Regions from separate parts of the Homo sapiens genome. Here region 1 is linked to region 2. The links are chromatin contacts, found by Hi-C or POLR2A ChIA-PET in ENCODE. All regions are on one chromosome and are shown on one strand. Each heading gives the region's core, a stretch centred on a gene start or an enhancer-like site at or near the end of the contact. The rest is flanking DNA. Distances are from core to core; before and after follow the strand shown. Region 1 holds the start of CARF (calcium responsive transcription factor). Region 2 holds the start of NIF3L1 (NGG1 interacting factor 3 like 1).

Region 1 (5,043 bases), core at 1,283-3,782, 2.0 Mb after region 2:
TGACCATAATATTAAGCAAAAAGAAAAAGCAAGAATTTTATTATTTATTTATTTATTTATTTATTTATTTGAGATAGAGTCTCACTATGTTCCCCAGGCTGGAGTGCAGTTGCATTGATCCTGGCTCACTGCAACCTCTGCCTCTCAGGCTCAAGAGATCCTCCCACCTCAGCCTCCCAAGTAGCTGGGACCACAGGTGGGCACCACCATGCCTGGCAAATTTTTTGTATTTTTGGTAGAGACGGGGTTTCATCATGTTGCTCAGGCTGGTCTCAAACTCCTGAGATAAGCGATTTGCGTTCCTCAGCCTCCCAGACTGTTGGGATTACAGACATGAGCCACAGCACTCGGCAAAGAATTTTAATTTCTACATTTTTTTACCTTTTGGAGGGCCTAAATTCACACACACACATATGACATGTATCCATTCATTTCAGGGGTTAAAACACAGTGGCCTATTATCTCTTACAACTTCATGTGAATCAACAATTATCTCAAGGCTGGACGCAGTGGGTCATGCCTGTAATTCCAGGACTTTGGGAGACCGAGGTGGGCGGATCACTTGAGGCCAGGAGTTCGAGACCAGCATGGCCACCAAGACAAATTCCTGTCTCTACTAAAAATACAAAAATTAGCCAGGCTTGGTGGCACATGCCTGTAATTCCAGCTACTCTGGAGGCTGAGGCGGGAAGATTGTTTGAACCCGGGAGACAGAGGTTACAGTGAGCCAAGATCCCACCACTGCAGTCCAGCCTGGGCAACAGAGTGAGACTCTGTCTCCAAAAAAACCAAACCAAACAAACAAAAAAAAGCCCCACATATTTCAAAAAATTTTATTTTAAGAAAAACAAAAAAACCTACTTTCAATTAAAAAACACAGTGGTTATGTTAATGCATCACCACATTCCTAGAGAAGTATTAAGGCAATGTATGTAAGTAAGTACATATACTCAGGTGCATTGATAATACGATTTATGTATACTTTCAGCAACAACACAAGGGGAGAGAAGATGATTTACTAGCTCTCCTCATAAAGCTACAAACAAAACCACAGATGTAACTCAGGTGGGAGTTTCCTAGTTTATGGCTAACTTTAGCTTATTAACACGACAAATATTATCATTTTCACTGAAAAATTTGACATTTTTTGTTGACTCAGCCAATCCAAGAAGCTTAATTAATATATAGTCCCTGCCCTCAAGAGACTTCCAATATAGTTGGAAGAGACCAGGCAAACACAAAGAAAGCTAACAATGCAATATATACCACAAGGCAGCATATAATTAGTTTTCGAATGAGTGCTAACAGACCTTGAGACCACTGGTTAAAATGTTTATATATCTATATAGATATACATAAATGGTAAATATGTTTTTTCATTTTCAAAAACTTTTTTTCCGTTTTCAAAAACTGTGAACCACCACTAGCAGACACCCTATAACAAGGCCCACTGTTCATTTTTAAATTACACATATAAAATGTTTCATTCAGAAAGCAAACCTGAAGCCCTTCAGCCTCCTCCACACTCACAATTCAAATTATATAGAACCTACGAAGCTGGTTAGAAAGCAGGTAATCTCAGAAAAAAGGGTGGGGGTGACAGCAGAAACAACCAGGGATCCACAAGGTCATACCAAAGGGGTGGTCGGAAAGGAACCTGGGGAAGGGAGAGAAGGCTGGAACGCTTACTTACTTCTTGTTATCAGTGTAGAAGCGTGTTTGGAGCTGAGCCATGGCGAGGAGTACACACGACTTGCCCACGGAAACGTACGGGTTAGCAGACCCACAACACGAAGCTCCTGCCTTTTAAGACTACAAAGAGGCAGCTCAAAATTAGACTGCACAGGTAAGCGAGGAACTGCAGTCTAAGCCTGGACTCTGCCTTCTGCCCTCCGGTCTCCTCTGCAGAAAGCACGAGGTTGCCCTTCTACAGACGCCCAGACCACAAACATCGACTACCTACTCCTAGATTTAGGAGTCATCGATTAGAAAAGGATAGTCGTAAAGGTAGCATGTCCCTTTAATCATTGTTAGAATTCTTCCCATACGTGTGGGCCCGTAATCGATTAGGAAAAAGATCCCACTCAAATCCGCTTTATTAATAAAAAATTTTTTTTCAAGAGGCTGTCCTGAGCCTGGATAGTTCAAACACAGCTCCTAGTTACTACAAGTCTCAGAAAGCATCGCTTCTCAAACGCTGTGACCACCGGGAATTGTAGTCTTTTTTTGCCACGCTGCCCTCAGAGTATCTTATTTGCATTAAATCCTCTAGACTCCAGCCAGATATCAAATTTCCTCTGCCTTCAGCTTTGCTTGACTAACGCCTTGCCAGTTTTTTTTTCTCATACATATTCCCAACCAGAGGCTCACTCGGCAGAGGTTTTTCCTAAATCTCGCCTCTAACTGCGGCTTTTAGAGAGAGGCGAGAGGCGGAAATACAAAGAAAAGAACGGATGAGAGAGGAAACGGTCGACGGTGGCCGATAGTGGTCCTACTGTCGTGGGACTGCTCTGCGCGCTCCCGGTGGGGCGCGCCTGCGCATTATGCTGGTCTCCATGGCGGGGCCTCGGAGCCAAGACGAGGTTGAGTAGACTCGTTTTGAATTTTCTCCCCTCTGCTCCGGCGGACTTCCCATGTCGCCTTGTGGGGCTATCGGCGGCGGCAGGACTGGGGGAGTCAGAGGTCTGGCAGCGCTGTCTGCGCAGACCTACCGGACGCTACCTCCCAACCCCCCGTCTTCCTCCTGCCTCCTCCTCCTCCCGTCACCTCCTGACCCGCCGGAGCTCCGAGCAACTGCCGGCCTCCGCCCCCAGCCGCAGCCGGTCACTGGCGGCGCCTTCCGCGCCAAGCTTGGGGGCCTTTTCGGGGTCCCACATGGCACGGCTTCCGACCCCCGGCCCGGGACGGGGCTCGCAGGCCCCAGAGGGGCAGGCTGGAGAAGGAGGAGGTTAGGTGTCTTCAGGAGGGTTGCTGAGCCCAAGGACGCGCCATCGCCGCGGAGAAGGAGCCGGACCCCTTGGGCGGAGCGCCCAATGTGTGGTCCCTCACGCCGTCCCGCACCTTGCTTTTTAGGGTTCTTTTTCCGCTTTCTGAGCCCTTTTATACCTTACGTTTAGAAGGGGAAAATCATCCTCCCACACCTTCTCCCCGACTTTTTGCCTTTTTTGTCTTGAAGTTACCCAAAGGCCTGTGTATTGTTCTCAATGGTCCCAAGAATTACTCTAATATAGTTGTTTTTCTGAGGGAGGATGGATGGAGATAACTATCCTGATCCCAATGTCACTTTTTAAGGCATTCGCTTCAAGAGACAAGCAGTTTAGAATCAGGCAGAACTGGATTGCAAAATTTATGGGCAGACCGGTATGTGTGCAGGTGAAGACAAAGCTTTCCTTTTTTACGTTGTTTAAAGATGTCCTACTGTAAGGTAGACGCCTAATGTTTAAATGAACGCCTAATATTTAAATAGAGAATGAGAAGAGATTTAAACAATTGGAAGAAAAAATAATTTTTATTAGAGAGCAATGACAATAAAAGTAGGACTCTTTTCAGTTTACTCACCTTTGTAGCTCCGAATCCGGGCCCTGGAACCAGAATTCCTGGGTTCAAATCCTGCCTCTGCTACTTGATTAACCTTTTTGTGCCACACTTTTATCAACTATAAGAATTAACTGCGGCATCGGAAGCACTCAGTATATGTTAATTATTATCATCAAATAGTTACTAATTCCAGTTTAACTAGAAGCTTTGCCAGCGTGAATAGATAAGGGAGAATAGCCACATTGAGTGGAGGAATAAAATTAGAAAACCTCTGTGCTGAAGTCCCAGGAGATCACTTATTAGGCTTGAGCTTGCTAATGGAAGTGGTGATCGTTTAACCATGTGGTTATTGTAGTGGTGAGGATTTACACATTAAATAAGTCTTGGGCATCTGAAGCTTGAAACACTTTCTTAATGAAATCTTGCCGTTGAATCTGTACTTACTGGTAATATGTCATTGGTTAAAATATATTTATAAAATGTATAATTGACCAGCAGGTTAATACATTTTTATCATTAATTTGAAATTTATCAAAATGAGAATATACAGTACCTGACAGTAGAGTTTGATCTTAATTTGATTTGAAAATTATGATCAGGAAAATAACCTGAATATATGCTTAATAATATAAGACTTTCAGTTTGCAAAACAGAAATCCTGACTTGACTAAAATACACTTTTCATTTGACGGAGACCTTTAGTTAAGGAAAGATTAGTTTTAGCATTCAACATAACTAAATACCCAGCATTATGTTTTACGGTTTTTTTCAACAATGATTTATGTGTCGTGTTTGGTGTTGCCTCCAAACAGTACCTAGGATAGCTGATGCTTTTACTTTGAGTCTTTTTCTTTAGTTGGAACATTAATTGCAAGCTTTTGGTTGGTAATCATTTTTTATGGGATGTATTTACTATATGGTCCTCATGGAGACACATTGTTATCTGGAGAACCACAGTTTGGAAAATACATTTCTCTTTATTATAAAGTTTTTTGTTTTATATATATAATGCCACAGTGTGATAGGATACAAAGACTATGCATTAGGGCTTTGGAGTCTTAATTGTTCTTTGTGTTTTTCTTTTTTTCCAATTTGATTATGGATCCAAGCCTAATGCACTCTGTGATCTTAAGCAAGTTTCTTGACAGTTCCAGTTTTCTTATCTACAAACAGAGACAAGAAGATCTACCTCAGAGTCATTGTAAGGATTAAATAAATTTGTAAAGCTCTCAAAGAGCAGCCTAATCCCAGCATTTTGGGTGGCTGAGGCGGGTGGAGCACCTGAGGTCAGGAGTTTGAGACCAGCCTGGCCAACATGGTGAAACCCCGTCTCTGCTAAAAATACAAAAATTGGCCAGGCATGGTGGGGGGTGCCTATAATCCGAGCTACTGGGGAGGCTGAGGCAGGAGAATTGCTTGAACCTGGAAGGTGGAGTTTGCAGTAAGCCAAGATCACGCCACTTCACTCCAGCCTGGGCAAAAAGAGTGAAACTCCATCTCAAAAAA
Region 2 (5,054 bases), core at 2,555-5,054:
GGATGGCTAGTTTTCCCTAACAATGGTTTTACAGAAAGTTTTGTTGTTGTTATTTAGGTTAGATTATTCAATTCCAAAGTGCTTATCTTGTTGTATTAACTGATGTTGAATATGTAAATAATAGTACTTACCTCACATGTTTTGGGTGTCCTCTCACAGAAGACTTCAATTTTAATATCACCTACATCTGTATGCAGTGTCACAGACTAAAAAGGAGAGAAAATGTGAGAACAAATGAAATTTATTTAGGTGACTTTATGCATTGTTTATTTCCCTGTGTGGATATTCAAGATGATAATCTGAATAAAAACAGACAGAAATACTGCTTCAGAGATGACCCATCCACAAAGCAGCTCTTAGAGGTTAAGTTGTACTTTTTTCTCAAAATTGATCCCAACAGTAGAGAAAAAACTCCAGAATATAAATGTTAGGGTTAAGTAGTATCCATGACAAAAATTTGGAAGTAAATATTTTGATGGAAAGAATTATTTTAACTTTGAATTTTTTATCAAGAAAAATAAAAACAATTGTTATGTATTATTGATGTACATGGCAATTCACCAACATCCTTATTTATAGAAAAATGATGAGAAAATGATTTTTCAAAACATAATTTCCACCATTTTCCTTAGGTAATTTAATTCTGAGAAATAGGGTTAAAAAATAATTCCTTTCTCGACTAACAAAAATATAACAAGTGTCAGTGTTTCTAAATCTTAAATGTGCAGAGATAACCACAGTGCTTTCTTGCTTGCTTTTTGTTTTTGTTGTACCTGTTTTTCTGTAACCTGTATACCCCTTGATATGATACTGTATTCCAGAGAGGGAGAAAACAATTTGGAGGGTTCCTTTTTCATTTCTCCTTTTTTTTTTTTTTGAGGTGGAGTCTTGCTCTGTCGCCCACACTGGAGTGCAGTGGCGTGATCTCGGCTCACTACAATCTCCACCTCCTGCGTTCAAGCAATTCTCCTGCCTCAGCCTCCCAAGTAGCTGGGATTACTGGGATATGCCACAACACCCAGATAATTTTTGTATTTTTAGTAGAGACAGGGTTTCACCATGTTGGCCAGGCTGGTCTCGAACTCCTGACCTCAAGTGATTGGCCCACCTCTGCCTCCCAAAGTGCCGAGATTACAGGCGTGAGCCACCGCGCCTGGCCTAGCAGTTAGAGAGTATGAGCAGGTTAAAGATGTGTGTGGGAGAAGCAGGGCACTATTCTCATTGCCTTTTTCTACTTCAGGTTCTAGTTGCCCACTTTATTTAATTGTTTTTTTAAAAGTAGAGACGGGGGCCTCACTGTGTTGCCCAAGCTGGTGTTGAACTCCTGGGATCAAGCAGTCCTCTCACCTCCGCCTCCCAAAGTGCTGGGATCACAGGTGTCAGCCACTGTGCCCAGCCTAGTTGCCCACTTTAGATCTAGAGCAAAATAATCCAATTAAAATTGTCAGACCTGTCTATTCTCTTCTGCTCCTTCAACTCTCCCTTTCCATTTCTATCTATCTTGTAATCAATCTTTCTCCATAAAAGGTAAATTCTGGCTGGGCGAGTTGGCTCACGCCTGTAATTCCAACACTTTGGGAGGTCAAGGCAGGCAGATCACCTGAGGTCAGGAGTTCGAGACCAGTCTGCCCAAAATGGCGAAACCCCATCTCTACTAAAAATACAAAAAATTAGCTGGGCGTGGTGGCAGGCGCGTGTAATCTCAGCTACCGGGGAGGCTAAGGCAGGAGAATCGCTTGAACCCAGGGGCAGAGGCTGCAGTGAGCCGAGATTACACCACTGCACTCCAGCCTGGGAGACAAGAGTGAAACTCAAAAAAAAAAAAAAAAAAAAAGGTAAATTCTGTGCATTTTAAGTGACAACATTAAAGAATTTTAAAGCAATTTTGTGTATTTTTTAAAAGAATTATTCCATATTAAGTGCTTCTATATTATACAATTTCTCCATCTTGCCACTGCAATTTCCATGAACTTTTATTGCCCTTGACTGAATTTCTAAAAATTACTTATAATGAAAGACATTAGATAAAAATTGCTCAAAACTTACCATTTTTCCTCTTAGTGGTTTCAGGAAGGACTACGTGATTTCTCAGTCTTACAGCGAGCTCAAAAATAAGTCTCTAGTCCCAAAAGAAAAAAAGAATTAGGCTCATTTTCCTGTCTTAACTCACACACGCTCATCTTTACTGAACATTTTAAATAAAAACCTCGCCGGGCGTGGTGGCTCACGCCTATAATCCTAACACTTTGGGAGGCCGAGGCGGGTGGATCACTTGAGGTCAGGAGTTCGAGACCAGCCTGGCCAACATGGCGAAACCCCGTCTCTACTAAAAACACAAAAATTAGCCGGGTGTGGTGGCAGGCGCCTGTAGTCCTAGCTACTCAGCAGGCTGCGGCAGGAGAATCACTTGAACCCAGGAGGCGGAGGCTGCAGTGAGCTGAGATCGCGCCACTGCACTCCAGCCTGGGTGACAGCGCGAGACTCCGTCAAAAAAAAAAAAAAAAAAAATCCTCTAATGGCATCCCCTAGGTAATAAAAACCCGGCTATAGAAGATATCCTACCCGATTCAAGCCTCCCAATCTCCTACTTGCCCGGCTTGCTCTTCTTCAAGAGCCTCCTTGCAAGTCCCCCAATAACCCAGATACCTTCCCTTAGGGTCCAGGCATTGGGTGTCCCTTTTGCCTGGAATTCTTATACTCAGACATCTCTACGGCTAATTTCCTCACCTCCAAATTTCTGCTTAAATGTCAAGTTTAACTGACCTGACAATCCTACACAGAACTGCTTTAGCCCTTCAGCCCTAGGACATTCCTATTTCCTTCTCCCACAGCACTTATCACTAATATACTATGAAATTCGCTTTTTTTTTTTTTCACCACAGCACTTATACTAATATACTATGAACTTTTTTTTTTCCACCACAGCACTTATCACTAATATACTATGAACTTCTCTTTTTTTTTCATTTTGAGACGGAGTCTCGCTATGTCGCCAGGCTGGAGTGCAGTGCGGCAGGATCTCGGCTCACTGCAACCTCCGCCTCCGCCTCCCGGGTTCAAGTGATTGTCGTGTCTCAGCCTCCCGAGTAGGTGGGACTACAGGCGCGCGCTACCATGCACGACTAATTTTTGTATTTTTAGTAGAGACGGGGTTTCGCCGTGTTGGCCAGGCTGGTCTCGAACTCCTGACTTCAGGTGATCCGCCCGCCTCGGCCTCCCGAAGTGCTGGGAGGCCGCCGTGCAGGGTCCTTCTTTTACTCTGACGTTGCAACAACAGCCTCGCCGCCCACTGTTCACTCGCAGTATCCCAAGAACTAAACCAGTAGCAACACAGAACTCAGCAAGCATTCGAATAAGTGAATGAAAGAATTAATGACGTTACTCCATACTTGGGCTTCACCACTTCGTCTAGCACAGCCGTTGTTAAAACAGGAAAAATGCAATCGCAGATGCCAGCAGAGGTCTGTTGGTTCAAAATTATAGTTTCTTTGGGCCAGCGGAAGTTGGGCGCGGGACCCAAGAGAGAGAACGCCCCTTACCGCCTCACCTCCTTCCTCCCCTCATCTTCCTATCTCAAACCAAAACGACAATGCAATTTATCCCCAACCGGAAATTTGACAGTGAAAGGGAGCTCTACTAATAATTGCACTGGGACAAGAAGTGTAAGGCGAAACTACCTGGGCAACCTCAAGCAATGCTTTACACTCGGCTGCCAAACGGAAAGGACCACTTCCGCCCAGCTCTCCCGCTACGGGGAGCCAAGTGCCACAGCATCCGGAGCGCCGACGCGGGACCGGAAGTGACGCAGAGAAGTTTCCGGGACTGGTGAGTAGTGGGCGATTTAAAAACCCGCGAGTGTAGTTGTGACCTTCGCGGTAGGTGCCGGTTGGGGCCGGCTGTGATTGTTATCTTGGTGCTGCAGAGGACAGCAGAAGAGGAGATTGGGTCAGAAAACTGCCCTGCCGCACCAGAGCACAGCGCACTAGTGGGACAGGGGTCCTGACTCAGACTTAACTGGCTGTGTCTCGTGGTTTTTCACTGTCCTGGAAAAGGCCTGAAGTGGCACTGAAATGAGGCATAGATGAGGTAACGTCGAGGGAGCGGTTTGCAGGTTGCAAAGGGGCCCTACTGATGCTGCTTAATAGTAAACAGTGCTTACTCTAGGACGGGAGTTGTTTCCAGCTTTACGTGTAAATCTCGCGATATTGTGGCCTGGGCACTATTTCCATTAAGGAGGAAACTGCACAGGATAAGTCATTTACCTGCTGTTGCACAGCTCTGGCTCTAGGATTCAGGCTGGCTTCAGAGTCGGTGCTCTTAACCGCCATACTATGTTGCCTTCTGTTGTCGTTGTTGACTGTGGCCATGTAGCTTCGCAGTTTCCTCATCTGTAACAGTAAATAACTCAAAACCTGCATGATGGCCCACTAGGGTTTCACTTTCGAGCTTGCCAGATGTAGAAAATGCTGGAGAATGGAGTACTATGAGGACCATTAGAAGATCTTTCAAGGCCGGACGCAGTGGCTCACCCCTGTAATCCCGGTACTCTTGGAGGCCGAGGCAGGTGGATCACTTGAGCGCAGGAGTTTGAGACCAGCCTGGGCAACATGGCGAATCCCCATCTCTACTAAAAATACAAAAATTAGCCAGGTGTGGTGTTTAGCGCCTGTAGTCCCAGCTGCTCAGGAGGCTGAGGTGGGAGGATCTGCTTGAGCTCAGGAAGTCGAGGCTGCAGTGAGCTGAGATCACGCCACTGCACTCCAGCCTAGGCGCCTAGTGAAACCCTGTGTCAAAAAGAAAAAAACAAAAACAAACTTCCAAGACCTCGAGTGGTTTTTGGAGACCCTGTATCACTTCAAATAATGTGTTAAACAAGCATCTTCATCTCATTAAATAGAAATGTTGAAAAATTGCTTTTGGAATAATTGACTTATGGATATTTCATCAAATTTACAGTTGGCTATGCTTTCTTATTGTGCATACTATGAAATGTTTTTCTTCAAAAAGTGTTTATAAGTGGTAAGTTTAAGAATGGGGTTGACAGCATTATCTTT

The links. A loop is a pair of places that touch in the nucleus more often than their neighbours do. ChIA-PET counts read pairs that join two places held with the same protein, here RNA polymerase II (POLR2A). Pooled maps may share reads with other maps.
Region 1: a loop to region 2 is called in a map of naive thymus-derived CD4-positive, alpha-beta T cell, with 16 times the contacts of the local background. The contact joins the promoter of CARF here to the promoter of NIF3L1 in region 2. A Hi-C loop is called at or near these places in 1 of 168 maps with a recorded cell type or tissue (naive thymus-derived CD4-positive, alpha-beta T cell) and 7 of 50 pooled maps. POLR2A ChIA-PET finds 5 or more read pairs at or near these places in 1 of 52 experiments (naive thymus-derived CD4-positive, alpha-beta T cell).

The regions. Positions count from the first base shown.
Region 1 is chr2:202,909,743-202,914,785 of GRCh38, forward strand. CARF (calcium responsive transcription factor) reads left to right here and starts at 2,533. Exons shown (of 17, transcript NM_024744.17): 1 at 2,533-3,360. It overlaps WDR12 (WD repeat domain 12), which reads right to left and starts at 1,931. Exons shown (of 13, transcript NM_018256.4): 1 at 1,694-1,931. The coding sequence starts at 1,734. RefSeq lists enhancers at 2,114-2,263, 2,274-2,423, 2,464-2,663, 2,764-2,813.
Region 2 is chr2:200,885,567-200,890,620 of GRCh38, forward strand. NIF3L1 (NGG1 interacting factor 3 like 1) reads left to right here and starts at 3,805. Exons shown (of 7, transcript NM_001369441.2): 1 at 3,805-4,086. It overlaps PPIL3 (peptidylprolyl isomerase like 3), which reads right to left and starts at 3,511. Exons shown (of 7, transcript NM_130906.3): 1 at 3,390-3,511; 2 at 2,047-2,119; 3 at 132-206. The coding sequence starts at 2,049. RefSeq lists enhancers at 2,591-3,335, 3,029-3,078, 3,147-4,346, 3,199-3,448, 3,336-4,080 and 1 more.